Linked DNA regions of Mus musculus: region 2 is linked to region 1. Evidence: chromatin contacts called from ENCODE Hi-C or POLR2A ChIA-PET data. All regions are on one chromosome and are shown on one strand. The core of a region is the stretch at or near the end of the contact, and the rest is flanking DNA. Distances in the headings are between cores, read along the strand shown.

Region 1 (6,442 bases), core at 3,276-5,775:
TTAATCCCAGCACTCGGGAGGCAGAGGCAGGTGGATTTCTGAGTTCAAGGCCTGCCTGGTCTACAAAGTGAGTTCCAGGACAGCCAGGGCTACACGGAGAAACCCTGTCTCGAAAACCGCCCCCCCCCCAAAAAAAAATTATAGGTGTTGCAGCTGAGCAGGATTTTCTTCCTTTACTTGGGACCTTAGTCATTGACTTATGGTAAGGGAGGTCTGCTTATCATCCAGGGATGCTAGTAAGAGCATGTAGTCACAGTATTCAGGAACTTGAGGTAGGAGGATGGCCATGAGCCCTAGACCTGGCCTCCACGAGCACCTGCACATACATACACGTAACTTCATAGACATACACGTAACTAAACTTTTGTTTCTTTGTTGTTGTTGTTGTTAGGTTTTTATTATATGTTTATGGAGTTGATACATTTCTTTTAGGGGCTGGAGAGATAACTCGGTGGTCAAGAGTACTGGCTTCTCTTCCAAGGTTCAATTCCTAGCATCCATATGGTGACTCACTACCATCTATAACTCCTGTTTCAGGGAATTCAACACCTTTTTGAACTCTGAAGAGCATGCACATGGTGTGTAGACATACATGCAGGTCAAACACCCATACACATGAAAATGTGTGGGTGAGCGAGAAAGAAATGGGTATAAGAAGCTAGGCAAGATGTTATACACCTGTAATCCCAGCAGCACTCAAGAAGCTGAGGCAGGAGAATCAAAACATTTGATTGAGTCTCTGCAGATTTTTTTAAAAAGTGGTTTTGACTTAGAAGCTATAGCGACATTGTTCTACTTGCACTGTACTTCCTGTATACTGTTCATAGAGAGCATCTTTCCGTGGGTTTCTCACAAAGCAGAGAAGTGTCCCTTCAGCCTCCACATAAATCTCCATGTCCCGGCTTCTGTAGTTCTGAGGATCAAAGGCACCCTGTGTCAACTGAGCTGCATCCCAGCCCATATAGCATGTATTTGTTGGGCTTTCTCCAGGGACCCTCTAGGGTGCTTGTGCTGTGTTGCCATACATTTATTAGTGTATCTTTGTACAAGTGCTCTTCATTGCTGTCTGTTTACTCCTACTTGGAAGTTACCTTAGCTTGACCAAGTACTAGCAGGAGTATGAACGGGAGGTGCTGCCATAGCTCTGGGCATTAAACCTTACTGGGGATGCAAGGGAATGAAGAAAAGACAAACATAGATGCACAGAAAAGCTGCTTGTCCTGTGGGATGGACTTATAAATTAACACCAGCTCCCCAGAAACTCGGGGTGTTTATTATATGCAAGTGGGCAGAAAGGCATGGCTTATGGGTTACAGGGGTGACAAGGAGACAGGTTTAGCTCATACTGGTAGGAAGAGTCTCTATAGGGAACAGTTCAAGGGGTAAATACCAGGGGAAAGAGCTATGGTGTACATTTCTCTGTGCACCAAGCCTCAGGTCCCCAAGAAAGCTTTGTCATCCTTGAACCTCATGTGGATTGGGGAGACAGCTTTGCCATTTTTTCCATGGGATTATGCCTGGGGCCCTTGACATTACCGTGTCAGCAGCTCACACATTCAGGGCTCCAGCCACTTCCTTCAAAGGAGGGATCTTCTCCAGATTTCATACTTCTTTCCTTTTGGGCTATGATAATGAATTCTTGATTTCTTTTGTTCTGTTTTGTTTTGTGTTTTTGAGACAGGGTCTCTCTCTATAGTCCTAGCTGTCCTGGAACTTACTCTGTAGACCATGTTTGCCTCAAACTCAAGGATCTGCCTCTCTCTGCTTCCCCAAGTGTTGGAATTAAAGGAGTGTACCACCACCCCCGGCTTTCAATAATGAAGTCTTAAAGAAGCTGGGTGAGGATAGGGATATGGAGAGGTGGGTCAGCAATTAAGAGCACTTGCTGGTTTTGGAGAGGACTTGGATTTGGTTCCCAGCACCCACATAGGAGTATACATATGCAAACTGTTCTCTGCTGTTCCAGGGGCTCTGGTGACCTATGCAGGCCCAACAATCATATAAAATAAGTGATCCTAAACCCAAAGGGGCTGAGGTCACCCCCTAGCAGTGTGATCAGGAGGCTAGCCCTGGGTCCGCATAGGCTCAGGCCTACTTGGAAAGGGTTCTGAGCTCCCCTTGCTCCCTCATCTGCTACACAAAGGAATCCAACTCCTGTCCTCCAGTTTGTTTCTTACAACGTGTGTCTGGATGCGTGGGACTGACACCACACTGCTCTCTGGTCTTGCAGCCCTCACATAAGGTTTGGGCTATATTTACCTTTTTCAAATGGCACATAGGAGATCACTGAAACTACAGCAAGCCTTACAGTGTCTGTCAAGTCATAGTTTAGGTTTATCCTAGAATCCCATCTCCATTCTTCTGCAAACCCTTCAGTGCCACACTGACTTGTTTCTAAATGAACAATTATTAGGGTGGAGACAGATCAAAGGTTGATATTGGGGCTGGAGTGGTAGCTCAGCTGTTAAAGAACTTGCTTCCAAGCACCCAAGTGGTAGCTCACAACCATCTGTAATTCCAGTTCCAGAGGATCAGATGTACTCTCTGTCCTCCACCAGCACCAGGTATGTACATGCAGGCATAATACCTATATGCAGTTTTGAAAATTGTTCAATTTTTAAGGGAAATGACAAAAGATTAAACTAATACAGGTTGGAACAAAGTAAACACTGGCTACTACTAGTAGGTTGACAGGAGTCAAAGAAGTCCAGTGTGCAGAAAGCAACTACTATGTGTAGTCAGAGCAGGGAGAGAAGGAAAAAGGGTAAGGAAAACAAACTTGAAATCACAGCTGAACTCCTGATCCTTAGAAGGAGCCAGGTCCTAGAGGAACAGGAATATGCAGGCCTGTGAGGAAACACTTGAGGAGGAGGTCCACTAACTAGCGGGCAGCTGGCGTTGCCTGATACCACTGGGACATACAATGCAATGAATGGCTTAACTTAATATCCTGTTTTTTGTTGTTGTTGTTTTTTGTTTTTATTCGAGACAGGGTTTCTCTGTATAGTCCTGGCTGTCCTGGAACTCACTTTGTAGACCAGGCTGGCCTTGAACTCAGAAATCCGCCTGCCTCTGCCTCCCAAGTGCTGTGATTAAAGGCGTGTGCCACCACGGCCCGGCTTTTTGTTTTGTTTTGTTTGTTTTTATCTGCTTTTTTTGTTTTGTTTTGTTTTTTGTTTTTTTTTAAATGTCAGTTGAAAATTGCAGCCTGGGAGAGCTTGGTGTGAGGACACCCAAGTTGGCTGGTTCTGAAGACAGGGAGGTGAGGATCACAAGGTCTTTCATGAACCACTGCACACTTAATGAGAAAGGAGAGAAACAGCATCCAGAAAGATGTTGTCTGCATGTCTCTCTATTGGAGGGCTTGACATTGAACTATAGAACAAAGGAGAAACACTTCCCAATGCCAGGCAAAGAAATGAGGGTTGATGCTCTCTGGTCACCACTTGAGGCAGTTGCTAGGAACTAACTAGCCATGTGATCCAGGTATAAATATGAATGCTTTTGAACTTAACAGCAAATAAAAATTGTGGCGAGAGGAAACATCTCTTTTTTTAGTTCCTTCAGTTTCTGAAACAATATTAGAAAAATCTGATCCCAGAAAAGGGCCACTGTAACGGAGAAAAGTAAAATTTGGCTAGAGCAAAGCAATTGTGCCTACAGCGCACCACCAGTAGGTGTCCAAGCTATGGGAACACACCGGCCTCACCTAAGGCACCATAGCTTTCCGAGTGTTTCTGAAGTGCGGTGGTGGCACATGTCTTTAATCCCAACACATTGGAGGGAAGAGGCCCGCGGATCTATGTTCGAGACCAGCCTGATCTACAGAAAGAGTTCCAGGAAACACAATATTGGTGCCGGGGATTTACGATTCTGAAGAACAAATATACATAAAGTCTATTTCGGCTCTTTCCAAGGGGGGAGTCGTTCAATAATGTGTAAGAGCGAAGCGAGAGAAAACCATACAAGCTCAGGCGAGCTCTGCTTCCGATTCCAGTAAAACTGTTTTCAGCACAGAATTGTTCAGGTTCGATGTACTAGGGACCACCGGGAAGCCCTTGCTGGTGTGTTCTGTACGTTTAGGTAAAGCCACAAAGTGTCAGCACCCTGAGCCTTCTCTGTAGTTTTCCAAAAGAGAGCACTCCCCTGAAATACTACAAATCCCATGGTGCCACTTCAGCGGAGGTGAGCGGGCCCTTGGCGCACGTGGGCTGATCTGACCAATAACGACCGTCGTTACAAGCAAACAGTTTGGACGTGTTTGTAAAAGTCCGTTTGTAAAAGGAGAAGAGACGCGGCGAGGGTCGTCACCAACGAGATTCCTAGAGTTGCGAGGCAGGTAAGGGGGCAAAGTGGGAGAGGCCAAGCACCGGCGGAGCACGGCTTAGGGTGGGAACAGAGGCGGAAAAAGTGTTCGGGGAACTGCGTGTCGGACTGCTGACATTTTTGCTGGGCCCTCAGTTTGACGCCGCCGGAAGTGGGCGTTTTGCGCAGGATGCCGGGAAGCGGGTCGCATGGGAAGTGCGTTTTCCAGCCGGCCGTTCCCGGAAGCTGAGCTTAGGCGCGCTCCCCTAAACAACACCGAGGAATTGTGGCCCGGACTCTGTTATTTGACAGTGACCGGGCTGATTCTACAATCAGTAAAGGTCTGCGAGCTGTGACGTCTCGATCCAACCAGACAGTTTTATTCCTAAAATGGGTAAATAGCGCCTCCACAGGATCCCTTGTGTGAATGCATGCACTCGAATACTTCTTTCTTACTTGGGGCGGTGTTCACGTGCCCAAAACAGCGTCCCCACACCGACCAGCTCAGCGGCCGCATGGGACAGGGGGCAGCCTACCGCGCCTCGGGTTCCCTCAGCCAGCGCCAGGCGCTGCTCACCCTCTTGCTGAGAAGAGACAATCATCGGGAGACCCTTCAGGTTTCCAGCGGAGCTCCTTCACAAGTCGCGTTCCTTGTGTATCCTTTTTTAAGACAGAGTCTGCAAGCCGGGCGTGGTGGCGCAGCCTGTCATCCCAGCACTCGGGAGGCGAAGGCAAGAAGATCTCAAATTCCAGGACAGCTAGGCTACATAACAGACCTTGTCTCAAAAAGAAAAGAACAAACTGGGTATGGTGACGAGCTCCTTTAATACCAGAACTCTACAGGCAGAGACTGGCGAGTCTCTGAGTTCGAGGCTTCCCCGGTCCATCCCAGGACAGCCAGAGCGATACAAAGAAATCCTGCCCCCTACCTCCCGCCCCACCACACCCCAAAAAAGGAAAATAAGAAAAAAACTCTGTAATAATTCGTAGTGATACATGTTTTCAAATTCGAATAGTAAAAAAAATGAGATTAAACCTCCATTTCTCGGGTCTCAAATTACTGCTGAGGAAATAGACAACTATGCTGTGTCCTTAAAGTCTTTTCTAAAAAAAGATTTTTGTGTATGCATGTGTGTATATCCAGTGTGTCAAAGGAGTTGGACTTCCCAGAATTAAGAGTTTTAGGCAGATGAGCCCTGATGTTACTGCTTGGAACCAAACTTGGGCCCTCTAAAAGAGCAATACACACTTTTAACCACTAGCCATCTCTGCAGCCCCATTTTCCCCTTTCCTTTCCTTTCAAAACCAAGCATAGCATACACAAAGCACTAAGCTTTGTTACTGGTATACAGATCTCAACTGTTTTTAATGGCTTTACAGTCGCATCTTACTCAGCACACTGTACTTAGTTCTTTAATGGAAGTCCTTTTCCTATTCTGCAGGTACAAAATCTCATAGAGGGATATCTGTGATTTGGATGCCAGCCTGGTCCACATATTGAGTACAGCCAGGTGTACATAGTAAGACCCTATCTTCAAAAAAGAGGTGGGAGCTGGAAAGACCACCCAGTAGTTAAGAATACATACTGCTCTTGCAGAGGATCTGAGTTGAGTCCCCGGCACCCATGTCTAGTAGCTCACAAGCACCTGTAACTACAGTTCCAGACATATGCAGTGCAGCCTGTTGGCTATGGCTGCCTGTACTCATATGCACATAGCCTGACACAGGAAATAGGTTTCAGCCCCTTTGGAAACAGTTTTTCAGGTTCCGAAAATGTTAAGTGTACAAAGGAAATAGCTATGTTTACTATGATATTTACATTTATTGAAATATATGGCTCAACACTGTGGTCCATACATGTAGCCCTATCACTTAGGAGGCTGAGATAAAAGGATTATCTAGAGTTTAAGGCCCGCCTCAGGTACATAATAAGTTTCAGGTCACAGAGTAAAACCTTATCTTAAGAATAAATAAAAGAAATAGTAGCCGAGCGTGGTGGCGCACGCCTTTGATCCCAGCACTCGGGAAGCAGAGGCAGATGGATTTCTGAGTTCAAGGCCAGCCTGATCTACAAAGTGAGTTCCAGGACAGCCAGGACTATACAGAGAAACCCTGTCTCGAAAAACCAAAAAGAGAG
Region 2 (5,614 bases), core at 771-3,270, 34 kb before region 1:
CTGGTGTGATGGTGGATCATACATGCAATCCCAACATTTAGGAGGCTAAGTCAGGAAGATTGGACTCTTGAGGAAAGCCTCATCTACACATCAAGGTGTCTCAAATATATACCAACGTATAAGAATATCTGCACTGAAAATTTCACCCTAGAAGTAGGTGTTTGTTTGTTTGTTTGTTTTAAGTTGCCAAACAGTGGTATATACCTTTAATCCCAGCACTTTGGAAACAGAGGCAGGCAGATCTCTGTGAGTTCAAGGACAGCCTGGTCTATAAAGTGAGTTCCAGGACAGCCAGAACTACTTTTTGGAAACCCTGTCACCAAAAAGAGAAGAGGTATGTTTCAAGAAGACACACAGTGTATGATTCTGTTTGTATGAAATACTCAGAAAGCAAAACCATAGAGTCAGAACGATCACTGGGCTGGAAATGGGTAAAGCTTGTTATTGTTGAACACCTATGCTGATAAACTAAAAGCCATTTTAAATAGATTTCCACCCACCCCCAGAGTGTTCAAAATACTTTAAACACTTAAATATTTGCCATACTCTTCTTTAAAATTATTGTTTGTTTCTTTGTTTGTTTGTTTGAAGAGAGGCGCTTGCTTCTAAATAGCATTGGTTGGCTTTGAACTCCTGAACTTCCTACCTACTTCTGCGTTCTGAAGTGTGGACAATATTTGTTTTCTGTCTATAATATAGACTCTATATAATCTGAAAATATGACGTACTCTAGAGATAATTATAGAAGTAGAACTCCCAAATGTGGGGTGGTGGTGGCTCATGCTTTTAATCCCAGCATTAGGGAGGCAGAGGCAAGAGGATCTTTTGAGTTTGAAGCTAGTTTAGTCTACAGAGCTAATTCCAGGACAGCCAGTTCTGCACAGAGACCCCCTGTCTTGAAAAACAGAAAAGTTGAAAGAAAAGAAGGAAGGAAAGGAGGGAGGAAGAAGGAAAGAGAGAGGGAATCCCAAATATGGCAGAGTACGCAATTGGTTCTCAACCTGTGGGTCGCGACCCCTTTACCACCCCTCTATCGCTGAAAGTATTTACATTACAATTCATATCAGTAACAAAATTACAGTTATGAAGTAGCAACAAAAGTACTGTTATGGTTGGGGTCACTACAATGCCAGGAACTGTATTAAAAGGTCGCAACATTAGGAATCTTGAGGACCACTGATGTAAAAGAACGACATTGGATACAAAAACTTTCACGTCTTTAATAAATGCTTTACATAATATGTATAGTGTAATAAGAAAGGATAAAAAAAAGTACCGGAACCACATTCCAGAGCCATAACTCTGAACCCTAAGCAAGGGCTGACTGTTGAGATTCTTCTCACCAATTTGCAACAGTAACTCTGTTATTACCAGCTTTTCGATTACATTGGGTATACAAAAGAAATCCAGACATAAATATGATTCCTGCTCGCAAAGTATTGCTTATTGTCAAGTAGACCTTATTTTCTTACCACAACTCTTACTTCTAAATAATAAGCAAAAATGAAAGTCGAGATTTTTCTCAAACAGCCACTCAACAGCATTGGTATGAGAAAGAATGAATCGTTTCATAAAGCAACGGAAAAAGTGCAAGTATCAATTCGTTCTAATTTTCATTTACATAAATCAAGAATCCAATAGGCAGAGATACTAACGTATCTCCTATGAGTTTTCGGACGCCCAAATCCTCAACAGCGCCGCTGGTGTAGTGGTATCATGCAAGATTCCCATTCTTGCGACCCGGGTTCGATTCCCGGGCGGCGCATGTCTTTTCTCTCTTTAAATAGTGTGCAAAAAGAAAATTTTCCTGCTAGAAAAACACCTGCTATTTTATTTCTTTAACCTCCCCAAGGATTTTTAATTTCACTATATAATTCACAAATGAAACACTCCGCTCTGAAACTACAGAAATCCTAAACTACTGGCATTGCGTCTGCGCACTCTGAGCCATCCCTTGCCTGGTGGCAGCGCGGCTGCGCACCAAGTGAACCCCGTCCTTGAAGCCTAAACCCGGCTGCCAGGAGGGTGAGCATGCTAGCTGGCTGTGCGCATGCGCGGCACGGGTCACTCGGCTGCCGGCTCCTAGGCGTCCGGCTCGCCGCCATCTTGGATCGGGGTTTCATTGTTCGCGGTAGGCCGGGCCTTTTTTTGTGTAATCGCTGCCAAAGAAGAAAGCGAAGTAGCCTCCGGTCAAGCGAGGAGGCCGGCTCTTCCGCAGCCATAGCCCGCCTCAAGGATTTGGGAGGTAGCGAAGGGCAGGGAGCTGGACCCTGAGGTGCCGCCGCGACCGCAGCAGCCATGGAGGACGAGATGCCCAAGACTCTGTGAGTCTGGAGCAGCGTTGAGGGAGGCGGGATGGTGGTCGCCCCGTAGGGAGGCCGCGGCCCTGCGCCTCTCTGCAGCCTATTGTTCTCCGTGGACGCCGCGCTGTGGTGGTTCCTCCCTCCCGTGCGCACGCCAGGATGCTTAGAGCCGAGCCGGGCCGAGAGGACGATGGCGGGAGAGGGGCTCGGCCCCTGTCACCCCTCGGCTGGCTGCACCCGCGGCCCCCAGACCTGGAGGAAGGACTTTTCATTCAAAGCTCTCCTCAGGACTCGGCACGTCCTCCTGGAGTCCCATGCTTGCGTCCTTTTTTTCCCCGCCCCCTCTTTTCGATGAATCTTTTCCAGATTTCCATCTGGAACGTCCTTTCTCTTTTCTTTTGGTAGGATTTTTTTCATTTTTAATTCTTGAAGGCTGAGGTTAAAAACTTTATACTTGCAGTTGAGAACTGGAAAGAAAAAAAAAAAAAAAGCCAGACATCTTTCTCGAAGGTCTTCGGCTTTCCCTCTGTAGTACTCCCCTGACCCTCGACCAAAAAACCTAACTGGACACCCAAGGATGTTGAAACCGTTCTTAAAAAATGGAAATCTCACTCGGAGGGATGCATCTACCGAGGGAAAGTGGGTTTCATTAAAACATATTTACCACCATTTGCGACTAGTGGTTGACATTTTTATTAATGGAGTAACTGTGGTCAGTCAGGTGTAAGCATCTTTAGTGAATATTTTGTAACTCGAGTCTAGGATATTGTCTTTGTCATGTAACTTCCCCTTGCATTCTTTGTTTTTCAACGCACGGGTTGAGGCGGTTGTGCCTTTGTTGGGTTTCACAGGGCAAAAAAGAAAAGCTCAAGAAATTGTGGGTTTTGGTTGTTGTTTTTTTCTCCCGGTATATTTGAAGATTGCAACTTGATGTATCGTGCATATAGTTCATATAAATGAAGTAGGATGAACATGTATCATGTTACGGGCCTTAACTCTGCACCTAGTTCCTGCCATAGCTTTTTATTTCTAGAATCCTGGTACTTTTAGAGCTATGTACATTTAGGGTTCTTTTTGACATTTTCTAGTTATTAAAATTGTTCTGAAGTACAGATACGTTATTCTTTTTCCCCTCGCCCATTTTCAATTTCTTTTTTCTTTTGTTTGTTTTGTTTTATTGAGACAGGGTGTATCTCTGGCTGTCCCAGACTCACTATTACAGACCAGGTTGGCCTAAAATTCAGAGATTTGTCTGCCTCTGCCTTCTGAACACTGTGATTAAAGTCTGTGCCATACACTTTGCCCCAATTTAAATTTCAAGTTGCTATTTTTAATGTATTATGTGAAATATACTTACTTTTTTTTTTTTTTTTTTTTTGGAAACAGGGTCTTTTATATAACCCAGGTTATCCTTGAACTATACCTATACTGGCTCAGAACTGTTAGTTCTGTCTGAGTCCCAGGTGCTAGGATTCAGATATTGCCTACCCAGTTTGCATTTTTGTTTCTTCTCCCTCCCTCCCCATCCTGGCTGGCCTGGATCTTCCTTTGTATAGTAGGCAGGCTTGCAAACTTGTGAAGGTTCTCTTTCCTCTGTTTCCCAAGTGCTGGGATTACAGACTTGTCCCACCAAACCACATTTACACTCTTCTTGATATATTAAATATCTTGTTAGTTTATGGGACCTGGAAGTAGCTTTTTAGTAAGGATGCAATACTTAGGGCATGGCCATTTTTTTTTTTTTTTGGAAAGATTATATCTATAGGTAAATACTCCCTAAAACCTATTAAATACATATTTATTGGAAATTTTCCCTTTTTCATCTTAGCATTTTAGAATTCATGCTGCTATGCTTTTTGGTGTCTTTATAAGATACTTGAACACTTTTTAAAGCTTCATTCCTGTTGTAAGGGTATTTTGCCTGCATGTGTATATCTGCCTTCAGAAGTCAGAAGACATTGGATCTCCTGGAACTGGAGTCAGGTGTTTGTGAGCCATGTGGGTGCTGGGCACCAAACCAAGGCCCTCTTCAAGAACAGGTGCTATTAACTGCTGAGCCATCTCCAACCACACTATGAAAATCTTATATTTTTTTTATTTTAAAAATTTGCAGAAATATATGGATGATAACATTACCATTTTAGTATGTACATGGAAATATGCAGTAAGGACATGTTATCATTTCCAAAGCAGGCATTTAAATAGCACTATATTGAGACCAGGAAAGTATTGATTGGAGTAGATTCATCCCTGGGAAGTTGGATAAATCCTTAGTGTGTGTCAGATGCTTACCATGCTCGCTTCGTCTTTATTATCACTAAGGGGAAAGGCATTTTATAACCAAAGGAAAGCTAAGCTTAATGTCCCAACAACTGGCTCAAAAGCATATACTTTAATTAAAAAAATTCTTGTCTCACTCGTCTTTCATTTCAGCAACTTGTAAGGCAGAGGCAGACGGATTTCTGAGTTAGAGGCCAGTTTCTGGTACAGAGTGAATTCCAGGACAGCCATGGAAAAAGAGAAAGAGACCCAAAACAACCCTGCAATTTTGTTACCTGTTACAGCAGTGCCTACTTTTTCTTGATGTCCTTCAGTAAAGCAGCCTATTGAAGAGTTTCCTTCTGAAAGTGTCCGTGATTTAAAGTTCCCCATTATCCCTTCCCTGGTGCTCCACCCCTTCTGTCAAAACCTCCATCCTTCCACTCAGCCAGTACTGATTAAATCTTGGTAGGTACTAACTCTAAAAATGTTCCCAATAGTGTTTTTAAGTTTTAAGTGCTCACATTAGTGATCCTGGAAGCCAGGGTTTTCTGATTTAATGTGTATTCTTAGCCACAGTCTAGTCCATGGGAAGTAATCACACTTGTTTTAAAAATCCGGTACAGTTGAAGAAGTCAAGCTGTTCCTTTGGGAGTAGCCTGGTTACCTCACCTGTGTTCCTAGTGACTCCGAGGCAGCTGCTTCCTAAGCTTAGTTTTCAGCCACAACACCTTGTTAAGTTAGAGATTGTCAGCAATACTTTTAAAATATATTGTAAGAAAAATCAAATGATTATTCAGCAAGATAATTTTCAGGAATATTCAAAGTATAGTTTAGAGATTTATAGTGAGTGGTTGGGTTATGTACACATTTTGGTTTTTTTTTTTTTCGAGACAGGGTTTCTCTGTATAGCCCTGGCTGTCCTGGAACTCACTCTGTAGACCAGGCTGGCCTCGAACTCAGAAATCCACCTGCCTCTGCCTCCCGAGTGCTGGGATTAAAGGCGTGCGCCACCACGCCCAGCTATGTACACATTTTATTCTTCCCATGTG

What was found. Hi-C counts contacts between places; a loop is a spot of excess contacts on that map. ChIA-PET counts read pairs that join two places held with the same protein, here RNA polymerase II (POLR2A).
Region 2: a map of heart shows a loop between it and region 1 (8-fold over the local background). The contact joins the promoter of Tia1 here to the promoter of C87436 in region 1. A Hi-C loop is called at or near these places in 4 of 37 maps with a recorded cell type or tissue (T-helper 17 cell and heart). POLR2A ChIA-PET finds 5 or more read pairs at or near these places in 3 of 5 experiments (Patski and embryonic stem cell).

What each region holds. Positions count from the first base shown.
Region 1 is chr6:86,434,149-86,440,590 of GRCm38, forward strand. It overlaps C87436 (expressed sequence C87436), which reads left to right and starts at 4,526. Exons shown (of 10, transcript NM_001364557.1): 1 at 4,526-4,699.
Region 2 is chr6:86,402,199-86,407,812 of GRCm38, forward strand. It overlaps Tia1 (cytotoxic granule-associated RNA binding protein 1), which reads left to right and starts at 2,021. Exons shown (of 13, transcript NM_011585.4): 1 at 2,021-2,324. The coding sequence starts at 2,299. It overlaps n-TGccc4 (a tRNA gene), which reads left to right and starts at 1,695; the gene lies at 1,695-1,765.